2 separate regions of the Homo sapiens genome follow, and region 1 is linked to region 2. A link is a loop called in an ENCODE intact Hi-C map of the cell type or tissue named here. Cell type or tissue: endothelial cell of umbilical vein. All regions are shown on one strand. Each heading gives the region's core, and the rest is flanking DNA. Links, peaks and the distances in the headings are about the cores only.

Region 1 (5,389 bases), core at 152-5,151, 180 kb after region 2:
AGGCTGACATTTCATCCAGACCTTCCCTATTTTCAGCCATGTTCCCCTTGGAGTATAAACACTGGCTAGACAAATAAGAGAAAAGATGTGACAGTGTGGGGTCAAGGTCTAGGTCTTGCTATTGCTGTAATTTGTTAGTTTTCCAATAAATTAAATCCCTAAGTAGATCAAAGTTATAAGACTGTTATAAGACTGTGCCTAGCATAGTGCCCAGGATACTGTTCTACCACTAATAATAGGGCAATACAACACATTGTGCTTGCTATTTATAGGCCACTCTTCTGAGTTCGTTACAAGTAGTAATTCATTTAATCCTCATCATAAATTATATTCAATATATATGATTCCCACTTCACAGATGGCGAAATTAAGCCCCAGAGTGGCTATTTTGTCTGTGGTCATGCAGCTAGTGTGAGGCAGAGCTTTGAGAATCCGGGCAGCCTGGCTTTAGAGTGCCCTTAGAACTACTGCACTATTCTGTTTTGCTTACTCAATATGGAATGGATGGGAGGAAGGTGAAATAGGGGCTTATATGACCTACTGAGCTTGATGTCTTTGATCCTATGTGCCACCAGAAACTTAGTGGTTGTGAGTCCACTACTTGTGCTAGAAAGATCAGGGATTTCCTTCCCTCCCACACTCAAAACTAAAATAAATGAATGGAAGGTTCAACTCAGGATTGTCATTAGAGTGTTTGGGGAAAATGTTACCAGGTTCCTGTTAACTACAACCAACACTGTGTAGATAAATACTATATGTTTCCTGATGTTAATGTTTGGCTTTGAGATAATAGTGGTAAATCAGCAAATTCAGGATCATATTTTGTTTGTTTTAGAAGTGCAGACAGGATCTAATCAATTTTTCTTGTTATATCTTCTTACAGAAATCCATTCAGAATGGTCAAGCTTCTTGAAATAGAATATATGCACATAAACTTTAAACAATATTATAATTGGGTCTGAGCTATTTTGAATTTTGGAATCCAGTTTGTCATAATTGGATCTTCAAATTAAAGCTCTGGGCAAGTATTTAGATATTAAAATATTAAAAGCATAACATGACCTGGTCATTCTTCATTTAGTGGTATTTGGGTTCCATTACTGAAATATATCCCATAGGGTATGGCCTAGTAGTAAAGCTACAGAGTTCTAGAATCAAATACTTTAAGTTGGAAATCTGTTGGGTTTCCAATACTTGCAGGCTGTAATACTTGTAGTACTGAAATACTTGTAGGCTGTGTGTCCTGAGGCAAACTACTTAACCTCTCTGTGCTTCTGTCTTTTCATGTGTAAAATGGGGCTAATGTAGTCCATGATCATGAGGTGATCCATGTAATGAGCTCTTAGTACAATGCCTGATACATTGTAAGTACTCAGTAAATGTTAGTTAAAATGAAGAAATAAACATACATTGTGCAATTCTAATTTACAATGAACAAAAATTTCATTCAGTAAAAATATTTATTATCAGAAAAAGGTCAAACTCTAGCTCTTTCACAGAATGCTAATTCATGAGATTTTAAATTTGTATTTTGATTATATGATTAATGATTAATGGTAGATGCCGTGTCAGACATACTATATGTAAAAGACCCTTCCCCTGATTCCACACATATAATCTGAGCATATCTCCTCTACAGTAAACACAATAACTGTGGCTTGAAAATAGCACTGAGTAAGGTGACATTATTTTTTCCTGGCAGTTTCACTCCTGTAGTCATCTTATAACTTTGAAGCAGATTAATCCATTAAAAGGTGTACTCCTAGTGTTTAATAATTGCCAGTAAAGTCTAATCAGATAGCAACCGCTACAGAAGAGCCTTCAAGAAATACTATAAGATAATTAAAACATAAAGGTTATGCAAAAGTAGCAAATCAATAGAGACAGTAAACATGGTTTATCAACAGTCCTGAGAACATTTTTTCAATTCTAAAATGTAAATGGACTTGGGATAGAGCACACGCTAGGATGATAGATAGGATCCCGGTAACAGTTTAATTAACTCCAGTTTCCTGTACGTTAAAGGTTGCCTCAACCCACTGGTTCATGTAACAAACTCTCTTAGGATTTCCTTAGCCGCTGTCTGATATGAAGACCAGGCAGCCTTCCTTCCTTACAGGGTTAAGTTTTGCCCTCCTCCTCTGGAGGCTTTATCAAAACACAACCCTCTGTTTTCTCTATAAATACACAGATATTTTTAATTTCAGCTAAAATGGTTTGACTTTGTAATCAAGGTAAAAGAAACACACACACACTGCCTAAGTAATGAGAAGAGTTTGCTGGGAAGAGTTGTGTAATTAAAATTACATATTAAAATTCACGTGCAGTGTGTGTAGAATTTTAGAAAAACCATGGCAGCTCTCCAGATGACTCATTTGCTGTTTTAATTCTTCTGTAATGTAGGCGATTTTATAATTAGCCACAGAATTGTGCCACTTGGTTAGTTCACAGTGAAAAGAATAATAAAGAATATTTACTATTAAATGATATTAAAACTGCTACTCTGAGCAGCCCTGGTAAGAAGTAGACATTTACTGTTCCTAGCTAGCCATTATAAATGGAATATAGCCAGTGCTTTGCTTGCAATAGTTAAACCTATTGGGCGAGATGAGGGTAAGCTTCATTTGAAGAATTGCAATATTTCTCAAAAATGACTGTGAGGGTCAAGTGTTAAAAGAAAAATTCTTTTTCCAACTGGGTGGAATTAGGTTTCATGCAATTAACTTTATCATTAGTAAATAAAAGAGTCACTTAACCTCTGCCCTTGCAGAAGTTCTTGATATTTTGCTTAGTAAAGGGCAAGAAACCTGTTATGGCTTATTTATTCACTTCGTTAAAAGGTTATTCTTAAATATTGTGATCTAGAAACACATAATACATAATGTTTGTTAATAAAGATATATTTACTACACCATTTAAAGAAGCTGGCTATTATATACTGCTCATTAGTGCTGTGAACGGGAAACCTTTTTCTGTTGTTCCCATGGGAAAGGTTATCGAGCTGTCAGTAAAGGGCTCATTTTCTTTAAATTAAAAATCACGGAAGAATCTTGTGTAGAGGATATTAAAAGCAAGTGTAGTCATGCTGTCTTATTGCAAGATGAGCTAGAGGTAAGTATGTGGTTTAATGCTTTTGAAATGAAAGTTAGAAATGCCGGCTACCTGTGATTTTGAAAATTTCTCTCTCTTCCAACAGTTAGGATTTTCATCCTGAAGCAGAAATCTAAGCTTGTTCTTCTAACAATGATTTAGAGGAAGAAATTTAACACCCCCTGCTTGCAACATCCATTTTTCAATAAATCTATACTTTCTCTGCCCTCCTCCGTGTTATCAGTCATCCACATCCCAGAGGAAATGCTTCAGGCTTGGGGTTAAATTAAGGTCCTATCTCTAGTGATTGTCTAGAATGCTGTCTACATTCTCAAACAAACTTATCTGCATTATATACAGCCATAAATACTTCCTGCCAAGTGGAGACGCTGGTTTTGTTTTGTTTTTGTTTTTCCATTGATGTTAATGGAGAGAGTACTACTTGCTAGTTGAAAATTAAAAGAAAAGCAACAATTGTATTTTATTATGAATTGAAAGTAGGTTGAATCTCAATCAGTATAGTTCTGTGATGCTGAACTTAACATGGGACATGGATGTCCTATATTCTTTCTTGAAAAAAATTGATCTAATGAGATACATTGTCTTTATATTTCTCAAAATAATATTTCAAGTTAAACTACTTCATACCACCTTTCTTTGACAGTTCAGTGATACTTTTTCAGCTCTTTTGGGATAAATATAGCATCTGAAAAGAATAAGCATTTTACAACCTCTTGCTTAATAAATAAAAAATAGAAAAACATTCTACATAAATTAGTTTTACTAAATAGAAAAATTATCTCAGATATCAGGGTTAGTCAAGGTCAAAGATAATCAAATTTTCTGATAAAAACATTAAACAAACATATGACATACCACAACACACACACATACACACATAAAATATCAATATTTGCTTTATCAAATATAGTGGGAGATAAATAGGCCATCAGTATGACTAAGAGCTAAACAAAACCCAATGTATAAAATGAGAGAGTTTCCATAATAATTTGCTGTAAAATCTTTGAGTCGAGTGATAGAGGAAGGCATCACAGAAATATCTGTGTGGGAGGAGGGTAGCTTATTCTAATTCACCAGCAAATCATAGCAAAGTGGAGAGAGAGGGATACTTTATATTGTATGTTCAGGCAGGAAATTCATGTGCTCATTCATCCAGTAAATATGCATTGGATATACATGCCAGGCACAGTTCTAGGCACTGGGGATATGAGTTAACAAAGCAAAGTCCCTGTCATCATGGAGCTTACATTCTAGTGGGAAAAACAGACCAATGAATATACAAATATAAAAATATATGTGTTTTTATAAATATATGTTTTTATAAATAAATCTGGATTGTGGTAATTCTGAATATTACAGTGTCAAGGTTTATAATATTAAAATTCTGTGTTCTACAATTATTTTTCTGCAGTTTTTAAAGTCTTGGTTTTATGTTTCCCTAGTTGTGTATATCCATTTCTCTATTCTCTTTCTTTTTTTTTTTTTTGAGACACAGTTTCACTCTTGTTGCCCGGGCTGGAGTGTGGTGGCAGTAATCTTGGCTCACTGCAACCCCTGCCTCCCGGGTTCAAGTGATTCTCCTGCCTCCGCCTCCCAAGTAGCTGGGATTACAGGCATGCACCACCATGCCCGGCTAATTTTGTATTTTTAGTAGAGACGGGGTTTCACTATGTTGGTCAGACTGGTCTTGAACTCCAGACCTCAGGTAGTCAGCCCGCCTCAGCCTCCCAAAGTGCTGGGATAACAGGTGTAAGCCACCACGTCTGGCCGATTTCTCTATTCTTAAGGTCTTTGTTTTCATATATTTTTCAAAAAACCGTATTTTATATCCAGGCATTTTTTACAAGAATTAGGGGAGGCCAAGGCGGGTGGATCACCTGAGGTAGGGAGTTCAAGACCAGCCTGGCCAACATGGTGAAACCCTGTCTCTACTAAAAATACAAAAATTAGCTGGGTGTGGTGACACACGACTGGAATCCCAGCTACTCGGGAGGCTGAGGCAGGAGAATTGCTTGAACCCGGGAGGCGGAGGTTGCAGTGAACCAAGATCGCGTCACTGCACTCCAGCCCGGGCGACAGAGCAAGACTCTGTCTCAAAAAAAAAAAAAAAAGAAAAGAAATGGGGATGGTTATTGCCTGAATTTTTGCATCCACCAGAATGCCTATTTTGTGTACATTCAGTCAAGTTTCAATAGGGAAACACAAGATTACTCTAGGCATTTCAAGAAGGGAGGAATTTGAGGAAGGCAGAGGTTTACTGAACAGTTCAAAGAGCTGA
Region 2 (5,313 bases), core at 314-5,313:
TGGGGAGACGCATTTTCTTCTTCCCTTCCTACCCACAGTGCAAAGTGCGGTCATTACTATCTGTCTCTGTAGTATCTATCAAATGGATGAGGAAGAAAGAAAACATCTGAAGTGACTGATTAGTCATTGGGAATAATTTGTGCAACTGCTTGGCTATAGATATGACTTTATCATATCTTTATCATATAGATAATTTTGTTCATCCTTGGGCAAGTTGTTTAATAGTTGTGAGACTGAGTTTCCTTACCTGTGAAATGAAGATAATTAGACTATACCAAGATGACATAATATTCATTATATTTAATTAGAGCTGTGACTGGCACATGGTAAACACTAATAAATTCTATCTGTGAGAGTAGGGTCAAAATTTACACATAACGATTGATGTGTGTTTTTTTAAAGTAATTTTATTTTCTTTAATTGTAATTTTTTATAATTCCATTTTGTCCTCTACTCTCCCAGTCACTGTCTTGACCAGACAACTTATTCTTTTTTTGTAATTCCAGTATTTTCAGTCCAATCAGTGCCTTTTCAGTGAAATTAAAATATTATTACAATCGTAGTCTGATTTCTATCTCAGCTACTTTTGCATACATTCTCAGTCTTCTGTATTTTCTTTATGCCTCTCTTGTGTCCTTTTTCTACCACTCGGGAGTAGTCTATTTTCACAGGACAGCTTATGTATTATTCATCTGTTCTTGTCCTGCTTGGACTTAGGCATCAGTCTGTCACTCTGTTACCTGCAGTGATGTTCCGTGGTGTACCTGTTCCCTGAACATCCTGCGCTGGTATCCACCGAGGTGTGGTGCATGTTGGCAATTGGCTTTTGCCTCTAATTGCAAAAGCTCTGAACTTTGCAGCTACCTCCTCCTGACCTCATATATCTACCTGTTCACACCTCCCATAATATTTCTGCCCCCTCTAGTTGTTGTTGAAGGTGGGATACTAAGAATTCTTGATTGTTCTTTATATATAATTCTGGAGTGGAACCCTACATAGTTGTCTTGACACTCATCTGCCCTCAGCTATCACTTACTCCATCTCTCTCATGTTGAATACAGCATCACGTTAAATGTGGGAATTTTCTTATTTTATTTTATTTTATTTTACTTTAAGTTCTGGGATACATGTACAGAACGTGCAGGTTTGTTACAAAGATATGCGTGTGCCATGGTGGTTTGCTGCATCCATCAACCCATCATCTAGGCTTTAAGCCCTGCATGCATTAGGCATTTGTCCTAATGGTCTCCCTCCCCCTGCCCTCACCTCCCTGACAGGCCCCGGTGTGTGATATTCCCCTTCCTGTGTCCACGTGTTCTCACTGTTCATCTCCCACTTATGAGTGAGAACATGCAGTGTTTGGTTTTCTGTTCCTGTGTCAGTTTGCTGAGAATGATGGCTTCCAGCTTCACCCATATCCCTTCAAAGGACATGATATCATTCCTTTTTTATGGCTGCATAGTATTCCACAGTGTATATGTGCCATATTTTCTTTATCCAGTCCATCATTGATGGGCATTTGGGTTGGTTCCAAGTCTTTGATATTGTAAATAGTGCTGCAATAAACATACGTGTGCAAGTGTCTTTATAGTAGAATGATTTATAATCCTTTGGGTATATACCCAGTAATGGGACTGCTGGGTCAAATGGTATTTCTGGTTCTAGGTCCTTGAGGAATTGCCACACTATCTTCCACAATGGTTGAACTAATTTACACTCCCACCAACAGTGTAAAAGCATTCCTATTTCTCCATATCCTCACCAGCATCTGTTGTTTCCTGACTTTTTAATAATCACTATTCCAACTGGTGTGAGATGGTATCTCATTGTGGTTGTGATTTGCATTTCTCTAATGACCAGTGATGATGTGAGCCTTTTTTCTTGTGTTTCTGGGCCGCATAAATGTTTTCTTTTGAGAAGTGTCTGTTCATATCCACAGATGTGAGACTTTTCTAAAAGGGTTGCTGTCTGCCTAGGTTAGGAGAGAAGGGCACTAGCCTTACTATTTAGCAATTCAGGCCTCAGCTATCTGGCTGTCTCTCCCTCCACAAGTTTTTATTTTTCCTTCTGAGCTGTGAGTCAGGAACCTTGAGTCTGGATATTTTCTCTCTTGCCTTCTGCTCAGTCCTCCTCTTCTGGCCCCAGGAAAGGCTTACTGGGTCCAGTGTGGCACCATACTAAGGACTCGACCCTGGGTCCTTGATTATTACTGCAACAGAGAAATTAATATCTTCCATGGCTGTGCTCATCAACAGAAAGAAGCAGCACAAGCCGAGGCTCTGCCTCTGGCCTTCCAAATCACATGTGGGTGTGTCTACTTGGTAGAGACTGGGTCATGGAAGGAGCCCAAGCTATGCCAGTGCCTGGGAGCCCTAAGCTTTCCTGCCCTAATTGTCAGTGGAGTATATTCCAAAAGAGTTGGGCTGGAGTTGTAAGACAAACTCTACAATTGTTGCCACAGGGAGGAAAGTTAAAACATCTGTATATGCAGCATGGTTGGATAGAATTCTTATTGGAGGTTGAGGATGCAAGAAAGAGTAAGGTTTTAGAAAGCAGCTGCTATTTGCTCTCCTTTTAGTTTTTTTTTTTTTTTCTAAAAGGTGGCACTAATTAAATATTCATGAATATAACTTCTCCTTTGGACTACAGCAGGAGCAAATCTTACCCAAATTCAAATAGTGGAGATGACCTGGACCCTAATGAATAACTTTTACATTTATTTGCCTCAAACAGATGTTGATTAAGCAAAGTTTGATTCCACAAACATTTATGGTACATGTATTTAAGGCTCTCTGGTTGGTAATGAGAGGCTTTACGTTTCTTCAATTATTCTTATAAGGCCACTAGATTCTGCAGTCAGATAAGAAACTTATGGGAAAGAAACTATTATCAAAATTGCAGAGATGAGGAGGAAAAAAATAATACTCTAAGCAAATAGCATGTGTATAAGAGCTAACATAAGGGATTTGGCACGTTAGAGAGCAGGCAATGCTGCCATTCCAAGTTTCCATTGTTGTGCTTGTTGTGCTGTGTGAACTCCATGGTGATATCTCTTGAAGTCATCCCCACAATGACCCACAGCAGAAAGAGGAAATCTTTTCATTCTCTAGCATCTGACTCATGAAACTGAAATGTTATTGCCTTATTTGTGGCTCTCCTCTGCCAGGGAAGAGTCAGGCAGGTTCTTTGGGCTGTTTGCTTATGTCTAAATCGCCTGTTTTCTGGCACTTAGGAAAAACATTCTTTTGCTTCCGGTAACACTGGTCCTAAATGTATTTGCTCCACAACATGGTCGTCTTTGAGAAAGAGAGACTATTTGATTTGCTGAATGAAATGGCTGGGATGCTCATTGCATCTTGGCATACAGAGGCACATATTTTAATCCTGAATTATCCAGCCTCCTGAAACATAGCCATTGTGCCTGCCTGATCTATTTGATTCCACTCATATTAGTGCGGTTTTCTTGCACTTAGTTTATTCATCACTACATTGTAGAAAGGAGAGCGGAGAGATGATGCTGTTCAGTAAGGGAGGAACCAAACACAGATCTTAAGGGGATTATTCCATTCAGAACAGATTTTCAGGTCTAGTTGTTCTAAAAAAACAGTGGGGACAGTATACCATTTTAGAGGTACCATATGTAGTTTTCAATGGGCAGTCCCTCCACCCTGTGGCTGAAGCCCACTCTTTTTCTACGTGAGAGAGAATCTGAAATTTGGTGTCACAGATGACACCAGATGCATTCTTGCCCGTTGTAGGATTTTGCTACCTGTTTCTATCATCTTTATTTGTCACATGGGTTATTTTTGTGCCTGAAAATTCCCCATAAGACAAAGTTTTCCCATGTAGGAGAGATTCGCTGGTTTCGCCTCTTACGGATTTTGTGTTCTAGAAATCCTGGGAGTGGTTAACTTTTCTGTTTTGCTACTTTTTGCTTGTTCCTTGTGGTGCTGCTTTCCTGGTGCTTGAACTTCATGGTAGGTCTCTGGGTGTGTTTTACATCAGTGCCACATGATTTGAAGCCAAATCTGGCAAAGTCCAAGTAAGTGAAGAATTGGAGTTATAATCCCAACAATTCAGGAAGCAGAAAAATTGCCCTAATCTTTTAAAGTAAATACTTGGTTTCAAGGGGATGTGATTATTTTTGGTCAGTTTATACATTACTTTTTGCCTGTTTTACTTAAGAATCTCCAATTTAGGGGTTGACCCATACTCATTCTGACTTCTTGGCATCATGCACATGCCTAGAAATTCTCAATGGAATACATTTCTAAGGCATAGAGTGAAATGAAGTGTTAGAGATTGTGGGCTAGAAGAGCAGACTGAGTAATGTGTAATCAAAATTCAGAGTATCTATTAATCTCCAAGTGGACACAGACCTACTTAGTATATGCATGAATGCATGAGTTCAGTTTTCAGTATGATAATGGATTTAATGTGACTTGGATAAGAAATTTTTGCTTGGAGCCTTGGTTTTTCCACTCAAGATACTGATATACTCTGGGCTATTACATGAATATTCTGAGGATTAGTTCTTAAATGATATTTTACCTTCCCTGCATTCACAATTTGTATTACAGCTGAAAGCCAAATATAGCCAAGAGTTTGATAAACAACCAAATTAGGTAAGAGTACCTTACACTTTTCATAGGAATATCTTCCAGGTTCTCTCATGAGGGCTATCCACTACCACTTACAGGATGGCTTCTGTTTTCTAAGCTATAGTCCATTACGAGGTACAGATTTCCAGTTGGTAAAAGAGCCCCTGCATTCAGACATATTGGCCATAAAGGAATTCATAACAAGAGAAGGGGAGGAAAGGGACAAGAACAAGATTAGAAATGAATGTGAATTTAAGAAGCATACATGTCTGGGCTGATTTGGATTTCCCACAGATGTTAAGGGCATTATTTCATTCTTATATGAAGGTATGGAAATTGGTATTCATCATGATAGTTCCGAATCTACCAATAATATATCACATTATGTCTGATGTCTTTTGAATTAGAACATAAAATTTATTTTTGAAAGTTTGTCAACTTTTAAAGTAAAAATCAAAGGCTTTTGATACGCCAAGAGTTATACTGTCTATTATGTGGTATTTGGAATAACTCTTCCTCCTTAAAAAGGAGATTGGAAGCTGCAGCTGTGGGTGGTGTTTGACTTATAGATGTGTGGTTGCAGTGGAATGGCAAGGGAAGCTTTGAGTATGTCAATCAATCCTAGCTCTAGCCCACATCTGTGTCAGGAGAGAAAGAAGACTGCATTAGGGCTACACCTGAAAGAAAGAATAGGAGTTTTCCATATATTCAC

The links. A loop is a pair of places that touch in the nucleus more often than their neighbours do. Peaks named below come from ENCODE experiments on the same cell type or tissue, not always from the same donor. Only the 100,000 strongest peaks of a DNase experiment are listed, where the experiment ranks them.
Region 1: it touches region 2 in a loop (6-fold over the local background); 8 of 110 quality-filtered maps call a loop at or near these places.

The regions. Positions count from the first base shown.
Region 1 is chr5:123,879,809-123,885,197 of GRCh38, forward strand. No RefSeq gene overlaps it. Among named protein-coding and RNA genes, the nearest start is that of CSNK1G3, 370 kb to the left of the region's middle. In endothelial cell of umbilical vein, for the core only: no CTCF peak of the experiment used is centred there; DNase peaks (open chromatin) are centred at 2,203 and 3,353; H3K27ac peaks cover 1,589 bases; H3K27me3 peaks cover 84 bases.
Region 2 is chr5:123,697,710-123,703,022 of GRCh38, forward strand. No RefSeq gene overlaps it. Among named protein-coding and RNA genes, the nearest start is that of CSNK1G3, 190 kb to the left of the region's middle. In endothelial cell of umbilical vein, for the core only: no CTCF peak of the experiment used is centred there; a DNase peak (open chromatin) is centred at 3,052; H3K27ac peaks cover 2,215 bases.